2 separate regions of the Homo sapiens genome follow, and region 1 is linked to region 2. Evidence: read pairs that join two places in POLR2A ChIA-PET (ENCODE). Cell type or tissue: B cell. All regions are shown on one strand. Each heading gives the region's core, and the rest is flanking DNA. Links, peaks and the distances in the headings are about the cores only.

Region 1 (5,393 bases), core at 301-5,300, 64 kb before region 2:
CAGACTCCCGAGTAGCTGGGATTACAATTGCGCGCTACCATGCCCAGCTAATTTTTTTGTATTTTTAGTAGAGATGGGGTTTTGCCATGTTGACCAGGCTGGTCTTGAACTCTTGGCCTCAAGTGATCTGCCCACCTCGGCCTCCCAAAGTGCTGGGATTACAGATGTGAGCCACAGCGTCTGGCCTGATTTTTTTCTTTTGTCGTTCATGCTTTTGGTGTCATATTTTATAATCCTTTGCCAAATCCTGTGTCAATCCTTTGCCAAATCCAGTGTTTAAGAGTTTTCTGGGTGTTGCTCTTTTATGTACTTCTTTGATCTGTTTGGAGTTAGTTTTTTGTACATGGTTTGAGGTAAAGGTAACTTCATTCTTTTGCACGTGACTATCCATTTGTCCCAGCGCCAGTTGTTAAAAAGACTATTCTTTCTCTGTCTTTTGGAGTTGGCACTCTTGTTGAAAACCAGTTGATCAGAGATGTATGAGTTTCTGGATCCTCAATTTTAATTCATTGATTTGTATGTTTGCCTGTCTGCCAGTACCACTGTCATGACTGCAGTTATAGCTCATTGCAGTCTCGTTCTCCTGGACTCAAGTGATCATTACACAGGTGAGCCACTGGGTCCGACCTCCATATGAATTTAGAATCAGCTTGTCAGTTTCCATAAAATTAGCTGGGATTCTGATGGAGATCTCATGGAGCCTGTAGATCAGTTTGTGGAGTATTGCCATTTTAAGTGTTAAAGTCTTCCAGTCTGTGAACATGGTATGTTTTTCTCTGTGTTTAGATTTCCTTTAATTTCTTTTAGTAATATTTTGTAGTTTTCAGAGTTTTGAAACTCTGAAATGTTTTTTTCTTTTATATGTCATTCTCTTTTTTTGTTAAATTGATTCCTACTTATTTAAATCATTTTGAATGCTACTGTGAATGGAGTTGTCTTATTTTCATTTTCAGATTGTTCAGGACAAGCATATATAAATACAATTTTTTGCTTTATTATTTTTAATTGACATAATTGTATGTATTTGTGGGGTACAGTGTGATATTTTGATACAGGTATACAATGTGTAATGATCAAATTGGGGAATTAGCATATCCATCACTTCAAACATTTATCATTTCTTTGTGTTGGGAATATTCAAAATCTGCTCCTCTATCTATTTGAAAGTATACAATAAATTGTTGTTAATTATAGTCACCCTGCAGTGCTGTAGAACAGGGATCTCCAACCCCTGATCTGTGGCCTGTTAGGAACCGGGCTGTACAGCAGAAGGTGAGTGTCCAGCGAGCAGCATTACTGCCTGAGCTTCACCTCTTGTCAGATCAGTAGAAGGCATTAGATTCTCAGGAGTGTGAACCCTGTTATGAACCGCGCATGCGAGGGATCTAGGTTCACATTCCTTATGAGAATCTAATGCCTGGTGATCTGAGAACAGTTTCATCCTGAAACCATCCCCCACTAGTCCATGGAAAAATTGTCTTCCACAAAACTGGTTCCTGATGCCGAAAAGGTTGGGGACTGTTGCTGTAGAACACTAGAACTTATTCCTCCTATCGAGCTGTAATTTTGTATTCATTAACCACCCCTTGGCTACTCCTCCCACCCCCCACATCTGCAGCCTCTACTCTAGTAACCACTATTCTACTCCATAGTTTTATGAGATCAATACAATTGATGGCTATGTATTAATTTTAGAACCCGCAACCTTGCTGAACTCGTTTATTCTAGTAGTAATTTTTTAGTGGATTCTTTAGGGTTTTCTTTATATAAAATCATGTTACATACAAATAAAGATAGGTTTACTTCTTCCTTTCAAATTTGGATGCCTGTTTTTCTAACTGCTGGCTAGAACCTATGGTACAGTATTGAGTAGAAGTTAACAAGAGGGAATTTTCTTGTCTTTTTCCTAATCTTAGAGGAAAAGCATCCAGTGTTTTCGCTATTAAGTAAGATATTAGCTGTGAGTTTTTTATAGATGCGTTTTGTCAGATTGAGGAGCTCTTTTCCTCTTTTATTTTATTAATTCCGTAAATCAATCTTTTCTTTTGTTAAGACAGGGTATTGCTCTGTTGCCCAGGCTGAAGTGCAGTGCTGTGATCTTGTCTTACCACACCCCTGCCTTCTGGGTGAAAGTGATTCTTCCATTTCAGTCCCCTGAGTAGGTGGGACTACAGGCGTGTGCCACCACGCCTGGCTAATGTTTTGTATTTTTGGTGGAGATGGGTTCTCACCATGTTGCCCAGGCTGGTCTTGAACTCCTGAGCTCAAATGATCCGCCCCTCAGTGTCCCAAAGCATTGGGATTACAGACATGAGCCATTGTATCTGGCCCATAAATACAATTTTTATTGTATTCAGAGAGGAATTCTTTTCTATGTTTTTATCATGACAAGGTGTTGGATTTTTGTCACCTGATTTTTGTGTGTGTGTGTGTGTGTATTAAGATGATTCTGTGATTCTGGTTTTTTAATTCAATTGATATGCTATTTTATGTTAGCCCATTTCAACCTACCTCTTTTGTGCTGTTATTATTATTTATATTATATATATATATATAATTTTTTTTTTTTGAGTCTCTGTCACCCTGGCTGGAGTGCAGTGGTGTGATCTGGGCTCACTGCAACCTCCGCCTCCCGGGTTCAAGCAATTCTCCTGCCTCAGCCTCCTGAGTAGCTGGGATTACAGGCGCCTGCCACCACACCTGGCTAGTTTTTGTATCTTTAGTAGAGACGGGGTTTCGCTATGTTGGTCAGGCTGGTCTCGAACTCCTGACCTCGTGATCTGCCCGCCTCGGCCTCCCAAAGTGCTGGCATTACAGGCGTGAGTCACCATGCCTGGCCTATAATATATATATATAGTTTTATACAGTTGCTTTTTAAATCAATTAAGAGAAGAAAGAAAAAATACACATTTATAGTGTCCTTTATAATTAACAATTGCTGTTACAGGTACTCTTGTATGTTTTTTCATGTGGACTTTACTTGCTGTTTGAGAACACTTGCTTCTAGCCTGAACAACTTTCTTTAGTATTTCTTGTAAGGTATGTCTGTTAGCATAGGAACAACTTCTGTTAGGTTTTCGTTTTAGAAAAGTCTTTTTTTTTTTTGAGATAGGTCTCGCTCTGTTGCCCAGTCTGGAGTGCAGTAGTGCGGTCACAGCTCACTGCAGCCTCAACCTCTTGGGCCCAAGTGGTTCTCCCACCTCAGTCTCCTGAGCAGCTTGGGACTACAGGTGCACACCACCACGCCTGGCTAATTTTTAAATTTTTTGTAGAGATGGTGTCCCCCTGTGTTGCCTAAGTTGGTCTTGAACTACTGGGCTCCAGTGATCCTCCGTCCTCAGCCTCCCAAAGTGCTGGGATTACAGTTGTGAACCACCATGCCCTTATGGGAAAGTCTTTATTTCACATTTAGATGGAAGCATTGGCAGATTCAGCATTGTTGGTTGACGGTTTTTTAAAATTTTTTTTTTCCTTTCTTTGAGCGCTTTGAATATATTACCCCACTGACTCATAGCTACCAGGTTTCTGCTTAGAAGTCAGCCTTTCGTCTCAACTGGAGTTTCCCTTATAAGTGATGCATCCTCTTTTCTTGCTGTGTCTTTTTGTCTTTGACTTTCAGCATTTTTATTATCAAGTGTCTTATTTGTTGATGTTTTTGTGTTTATGACATACACTTTGTTTTTCTTTTTTACATGACATATATTCTTAAATTCTAGTTTATGCTAAATGCCTATATGTTTCAGTTAAGTATTTTTTTAAAAATTGGACACCTCAGTTATAATGTATCAACTTTGTTAGCTAGAATTTTTAGATTATCCAGAATTGTTATGTCTCAGCTGATAATATATTACTATACTTAAATATTACAAGCATTCTCATAGAAGACATTCGTAACTAAATTGGAAACAAACTAAAATAAAATGGCGATATGCATTCCTTTCCTGAGTTGTGTTTTGCTTAGATTAGGTATCATTCTACATGTAAAATTGTGCAGTGCTAGCTCTTTAAAAAGGCAGTGGCTCTGAGGGTGTAGGCTGCGTGGAGTTTATACCATGGTGTATTCGTTTCCTAGGGTCTTTCCTAACAGATACCGTAAATTGAATGGCTTAAACAGCAGACATTGGTCATCTTACAATTCTGGATTCCAGAAGTCCAAAATCAGCATCTCACCAGGACCATGCCCTCTCTGAAGGTGCTGGAGAAGGATCTGCCCCAGGCTTCTCTACTTGCTTCCGGCAGCCTCAGGCATTCCTTGGCTTGTAGATGGCCCTCTTTTCCCTGTGTCTCTTCACATCTTCCCTGTGTCTGTGTCCAAATTTCCCTTTTTTATAATAGCAGGATGCCAGTCATACTGGATTAGGAATTACCTTCATGACCTCATTTTAACTTGATTAGCTTTGTAAAGACTATCTCTAAATAAGGTTACATTATGAAGTACTGAAGATTAGGAGTTCAATTTATCTTTATTTAGAGGAGGGGGTGCATAGTTCAATGCATAACGGATGAATTAAAGGAATATTGCCATCTTAAGTGCCTTCTGAAACAAGGTAGGAAATTAGGGAATCATACTTTTTCAAGGGGAGTAGCAATTGGTTCATTTTAGGTATCTTTTTAACTGACTCTGAACCTACTTATAAGCCAACATCGGAGCTCTGCAGTGGTGGAACTTACAAGTTAATTTTGCATTAATCTTATAATGGCTGACATTTCCTAGAAGTGGGTGTAGTTAACTAATTGCTTGATTCTATCCTCTCCATAACTGCTCACTCCTCTCCCTACCTTATACCCCTAGCCTTTAGCCGTGTGCGTTATTACATAGGTGCTTTTTTTTGAGACAGAGTCTGGCTTTATTGCCCAGACTGTAGTGCAGTGGCATGATCTTGGCTCACTGCAACCTCTGCCTCACGGGTTCAAGTAATTCTCCTGCCTCAGTCTCCCGAGTAGCTGGGACTATAGATGCCCACCACCACACCTGGCTAATTTTTGTATTTTTAGTAGACACAGGGTTTCACCATGTTGGCTGGGCTGGTCTCGAACTCCTGACCTTAAGTGATCCACCTACCTTATCCTCCCAAAGTGCTGGGATTACAGGAGTGAGCCATGGCCTAGTTACATAGGTACTTTTAAAGAAATTTTACTGTTTGATTGATTATAAAAGAAGTATAGTCAGTGTGTAATGTGATGTGTAAAAAGGTGTAAAGAAGAAACTGAAAGTCACCTATAACCCATTAATAATTACCTGTAACTGGTATTGTTGTGAGTGTGCCCTCAGTTTGTTTATGGCAAACATGATTTTTAAAACAAAATCTGGATCATTAAATATTTTCTTAACATTATTCTGTAGACAATTTCATTAATTATAAGGGCTAGTACTCTCAAGATTTTTTTTGCTT
Region 2 (5,393 bases), core at 325-5,324:
ATCTGTACTGAAAACCGTGAATACACAGTGATAATCTTGTAGCCACCACCACAGTATTTGTAATTCCTTTTTCTGACAGTACAGTTGGCTGCTATTATCCTTACTAGATTTACTTATTTGGTCATTGCACCTTTAGGTAACCCAGCTTATTCTCTCTGCCTTCCTGCCCCCGCTCCCTGCATGCACACGAGCGTGCGCGCACACACACACACACACACACACACACACACATCCCTCCCCACTATATTTACTTATTTGGTCGGTGCACCTTTTGTTAACCCAGCTTATTCTCTCTGCCTTCCTGCCCCCGCTCCCTGTATGCACACACATGCATAAACACACACACACTCTCACACACGCACACACACACACACACACACACAGCCCCTTCCCCTCTGCTTTGACTTCCCCCTCTCCTGCCTGTACAGATGTCTGTGTTATTTGGCCCCATCAAATAGTTGAATTGAGTTGTTCATTAAGGGAGGGGAAGAGCTCAGATTTTTAAGTGATTATATTTTTGTTTTGGACACAGACATTTCCTAGGAAGGAAAGTGTTTTTGGTAATGGACCACGGAATCAAAACAGATTACTCACTGTTTCTGTCCATTAGTGCATATGATGGGGAGCACCTCAAAGAAGTTTAGTCAGAGGGATAGGGGCTAAAGCATTACATTCATCCTGAAAATGCCTTAGAAAGTACCTAAGACCGTTGGATAAGTAAGAGTCAGGGACTAAATGTAGCTAAGAGAAATACAACTTTCAGACTTTACTGACTATATGGAGGAAGGCCCATCTGTGAGCAAAAGCCACCCTTTCCCTAGAATGATGGTTATACAAGTAATCACATGTGAGTAATTGAGAATTGTCTGTAAAATCGAGCTCTTTGTTTTAAAGACATGAAATTTTAATGTATTAGAAAATACATGAAGAATGTATATTCTTTGTAATTAAATTAGAAAATACGGATAAATGTAAATCGAGAATCACTATAAAAGCTATAAAATGTTAACATTTTTGTGTATATCTTAGATTTTTAAAGTGTGTATGTATATACACACATAGTCCCTAAAATGCTATCAAACTTTATGTACAAGTTCGAAACTTTTTCACTTAAAAAATTGCAACCATGTTAATGAAAAAATATTTTTATATCCTTCTTAGGAGGTGCTGCATTGTGTGTGTGTGTGTGTGTGTGTGTGTAATTATATATATGTGTATGTATATGTATATGTGCATATATATAAAATATATGTATATGTGCGCATATATATATATATATATATATTTTTTTTTTTTTTTTTTTTTTTTAAAGAGACAAAAGATCTCTCTCTGTCACCCAGGCTGGAGTCCAGTGGTGCGATCTTAGCTCACTGTAGCCTCAGACTCCTGGGCTTAAATGATCCTCCTACCTCAGCCTTCTGTGTAGCTGGGACTACAGATGTGTGCCACCGTGCCTGAATAATTTATTGAATTTTATTTTTTATAGACGGGCTCTTGCTATGTTGCCTAGGCTCATCTAGATCTCCTGGCCTCAAGCAGTCCTCCTGCCTCAGCCTCTGGTGTAGCTGGAATTACAGGAGCTAGATACCACGCCTGCTGCATAGTATATTTTTTTTGTATGAACATACCATAGTACCATGTATCTACCAGTTGTCTAAATCCAACAATTTAGATTTTTTACACTGTTATAAACAGTGATTTGATGAACAGTTTTGTGTGTATATACACATATTCCCCACATATTTTTGGACACTTTGTAGGATAAATTATGCATAAGTTTCTGGAAAGACAACTTTACAGAAGTTACATATTTCTCATTAGGATCTAGTATCAACCTGTTAATTTATGGTGTGATATTGAGCAATTCATTTAATATTTTTGACCTTTACTTGGATGAATTCACTTCTGAAAGTTTATAGTTCTCCGTCTTGGAATAATAGGATAAGCTTGTGTTGAGTATACAGACCATAGTTCTTAGTAAAAAACCAAAAATCAATTTGACGGCCAGATGCGGTGGCTCACGCCTGTAATCCCAGCACTTTGGGAGGCCAAGGTGGGCAGATCACCTGAGGTCAGGAGTTCAAGACCAGCCTGGCCAATATGCTAAAACCCCGTCTCTACTGAAAATACAAAAATTAGCCAGGCGTGGTGGCACACATCTGTAATCCCAGCTACTCTGGAGGCTAAGGCAAGAGAATTGCTTGAACCTGGGAGGCAGGGAGGCAGAGGTTGCAGTGAGCTGAGATGGCGCCACTGCACTCCAGCCTGGGCAACAGAGCGAGACTCCATCTCAAAAAAAAAAGAAAGAAAGAAAGAAAGAAAAAAGAAAACATTCCATTTATAATACTATTAGAAACAATAAAATACTTAGGAATAAACTTACATGGCAGAAGACTTGTATATTGAAAATTATAAGATGTTACTGAAAGAAATTAAGACACAAATAAATAGAAACACATCCTGTATTCATGGATGGAAGACTTAATATTGTTAAAATGTCCATACTACCCAAAGCAACCTAGAGATTCAGTGCAGTCCCTATCAAAATTCCTATGGCATTTTCTGCAGAAATAGAAAAAAACATCCAAAAATCCACATGGAATCACAGAAGACCCTAAATAGTTGAATAATCTTGAGAGAAAAGAACAAAGCTGGAGGCATTAAACTTCTGATTTCAAAGTATATTACAAAGCTAAAGTAATTAAAATAGTATGGTACTGGCCTAAAGACATATATAGACCAGTGGAACAAAATGACCCAGAAATAAAACCATACATATACAGGCAACTGATCTTCATCAAGGGTGCTAAGAATGAATACATAGTGGGAAAAGGATAATGTCTTTAGCAAATGGTTTTGGGAAAACTGAATATCCACACGAAAAAGAATAAAGTTGAACCCTTACCTTATGTCATCTACAAAAAATTAGCTCAAAATGGATTTAAGACCTAAAACTATAGAACTCTTTTTTTTTTTTTTTTTTTTCATCTCACTGTCTCTCCAGGCTGGAGTGCAGTGGCATGATCTTGGCTCACTGCAACCTCCAGCTCCCGGGTTCAAGCGATTCTCCTGCCTCAGCCTCCTGAGTAGCTGGGACTACAGGTGTGCGCCACCATGCCCAGCTAATTTTTGTATTTTTAGTAGAGACGGGGTTACACCATGTTGGCCAGGATGGTCTCAATCTTTTGACCTTGTGATCTGCCTGCCTTGGCCTCCCAAAGTGCTGGGATTACAGGCATGAGCCACCACACCCAGACAGGAATTTGTGTGTGTGTGTGTGTGTGTGTGTGTGTGTGTGTGTGTGTGTGTGTGTATGCAAACATGGATTTATGAGTGACAGACTTCAAGTGCATATTTTTTTTGTAGTTAAAAAGATAACAAAATGTATAACCTAGTTTGAGACCAGCCTGGCCAACATGGTGAAACCCTGTCTCTACTAAAAATACAAAATTTAGCCAGGCATGGTGGCAGGCGCCTGTAATCTCAGCTACTTGGGAGGCTGAGGCAGGAGAATCACTTGAACCTGGGAGGCAGAGGTTGCAGTGAGCCGAGATTGCGCCATTGCACTCCAGCCTGGGTGACAAGAGTGAGACTTCATCTCAAAAAAATATATATATATATATATTCTCCCAAAAAGGTTCATCCCGAGAACACTGAAGAATAATTTTTGGGAATGTTAATGATGTGCCACAAAATTAGTATTTTATGATCAAATGAATTTGCTTTATAATATTTTATCTAAATATTCATGCTCCTGAAGACTCACAAAATAAAGGAAACTTTATCCAGCTTTTTCCAGAATTTACTTGCACATAGACTCCATTTATATAGCATGCCTATTGAACTCTGTAAATAGTGCAGTTCAGGAAAGATAGCAGTGTGGGAAATGTCACTCTAATGGTCATATACGTTTATCCCATGGGAGGTTAAAGCATATAGGTGAGAGGAGAGTGATCGCCCTGGGGAACTGTAATGAGAAAGGATTGATGGCTGTTTCAGTTGTTGTTTTCCTGTCCCTGGCTGCTGGCATGGGGGCAAGGGGGAGGCTGAGGCTCAGGTCTTAGAGAACAGAACATTGCATTTCACTTCACAGCACCTTGCAGACCCTGTGGTTTTTACAGATTGAAGGTTTGTGGCAACCCTCTGTTGAGCAAGTCTATCAGTGCCATTTTTCCAACAGCATGTGTGCACATTTCCTGTCTCTGTCACATTTTTGGTAATTCTTGCACTATTTCAAACTTTTTCATTATTATATTGTTACGGTGATACATGATCAGTTATCGTTGATGTTGCTATGGTAACTGTCTTGGGAGCACCATGAACTGCACCCATTTAAGATGATGAACTTAGCCAGGTGCAGTGACTCACACCTGTAATCCCAGCACTTTGGGAGGCCAAGGTGGGCAGATCACCTGAGGTCAGGAGTTTGAGACCAGCCTGACCAACATGGTGAAACCCCATCTCTACTAAAAATACAAAATTAGCTGGACGTGGTGGCGCATGCCTATAATCCCAGCAACTCGGGAGGCTGAGGCAGGAGCATCACTTGAACCTGGGAGGCGGAGGTTGCGGTGAGCCGAGATCACGCCATTGCACTCCAGCCTGGGCAACAAGAGTGAAACTCTGTCTCAAAAAGAAAAAGATGATGAACTTAAATGTTGTGCGTTCTGACTGCTCCACCCACCTGACGTTTTCCCCCTCCTACCTCTCTCTCAGGCCTCTTTATTCCCTAAGACACAACAATATTGAAATTAGGCCAATTAATAACCTTACAATGGCTTCTAAGGGTTCAAGTGAAAAGAAATATTTACATGTCTCTCACTTTAAGTGAAAAGCTAGAAATGATTAAGCTTAATGAATAGGGCACGTTGAAAGCCAAGATAGGCTGAAAGCTAGGCCTCTTGCACCAAACAGCCAAGTTAGGAGTGCAAAGAAAAAGTATTTGAAGAGAATTAAAAGAGCTACTCTAGTGAACCCACAAATGATAAGAAAGCAAAACAGCCTTATTGCCAAATGGAGAAGTTTGAGTGGCCTGGTTAGAAGATCAAACTAGCCACAACATTCCCTTAAGCCAAAGCCTAATCTAAAACCAGGGCCTGTCTTCAGTTCTATGAAGGCTGAGAGAGGTAAGGAAGCTGCAGAAGAAAATTTTGAAGCTAGCAGGGGTGGGTTCATGAGGTTTTAAGGAAAGAAGCTGTCTCCATGAGATAAAAGTACAAGGTGAAGCAGCAGTAAGTTATCTAGATTGTCTAGCTAAAATAGTTGCTGATGGTGGCTACACTAAACAACAGATTTTCAATATAGAGGAAACAGTCTTCTATTGGAAAAAGAGGGTGTTTAGGACTGTCATAGCTAGAGAGAAGTGAGCGCCCAGCTTCAAAGGACAGGCTGAT

What was found. Peaks named below come from ENCODE experiments on the same cell type or tissue, not always from the same donor. Only the 100,000 strongest peaks of a DNase experiment are listed, where the experiment ranks them.
Region 1: POLR2A ChIA-PET joins it to region 2 with 5 read pairs; 5 of 35 experiments call an interaction of 5 or more read pairs at or near these places.

Annotation. Positions count from the first base shown.
Region 1 is chr13:27,145,840-27,151,232 of GRCh38, reverse strand. All of the region lies in intron 1 of USP12 (ubiquitin specific peptidase 12), which reads left to right. The region is part of intron 1 of USP12-AS1 (USP12 antisense RNA 1); the gene reads right to left. Among named protein-coding and RNA genes, the nearest start is that of USP12-AS1, 23 kb to the right of the region's middle. RefSeq lists an enhancer at 3,302-3,491. In B cell, for the core only: no CTCF peak of the experiment used is centred there; DNase peaks (open chromatin) are centred at 3,242 and 3,352; H3K27ac peaks cover 2,403 bases.
Region 2 is chr13:27,082,090-27,087,482 of GRCh38, reverse strand. The region is part of intron 6 of USP12 (ubiquitin specific peptidase 12); the gene reads left to right. Among named protein-coding and RNA genes, the nearest start is that of USP12-AS1, 41 kb to the left of the region's middle. In B cell, for the core only: no CTCF peak of the experiment used is centred there; no DNase peak of the experiment used is centred there.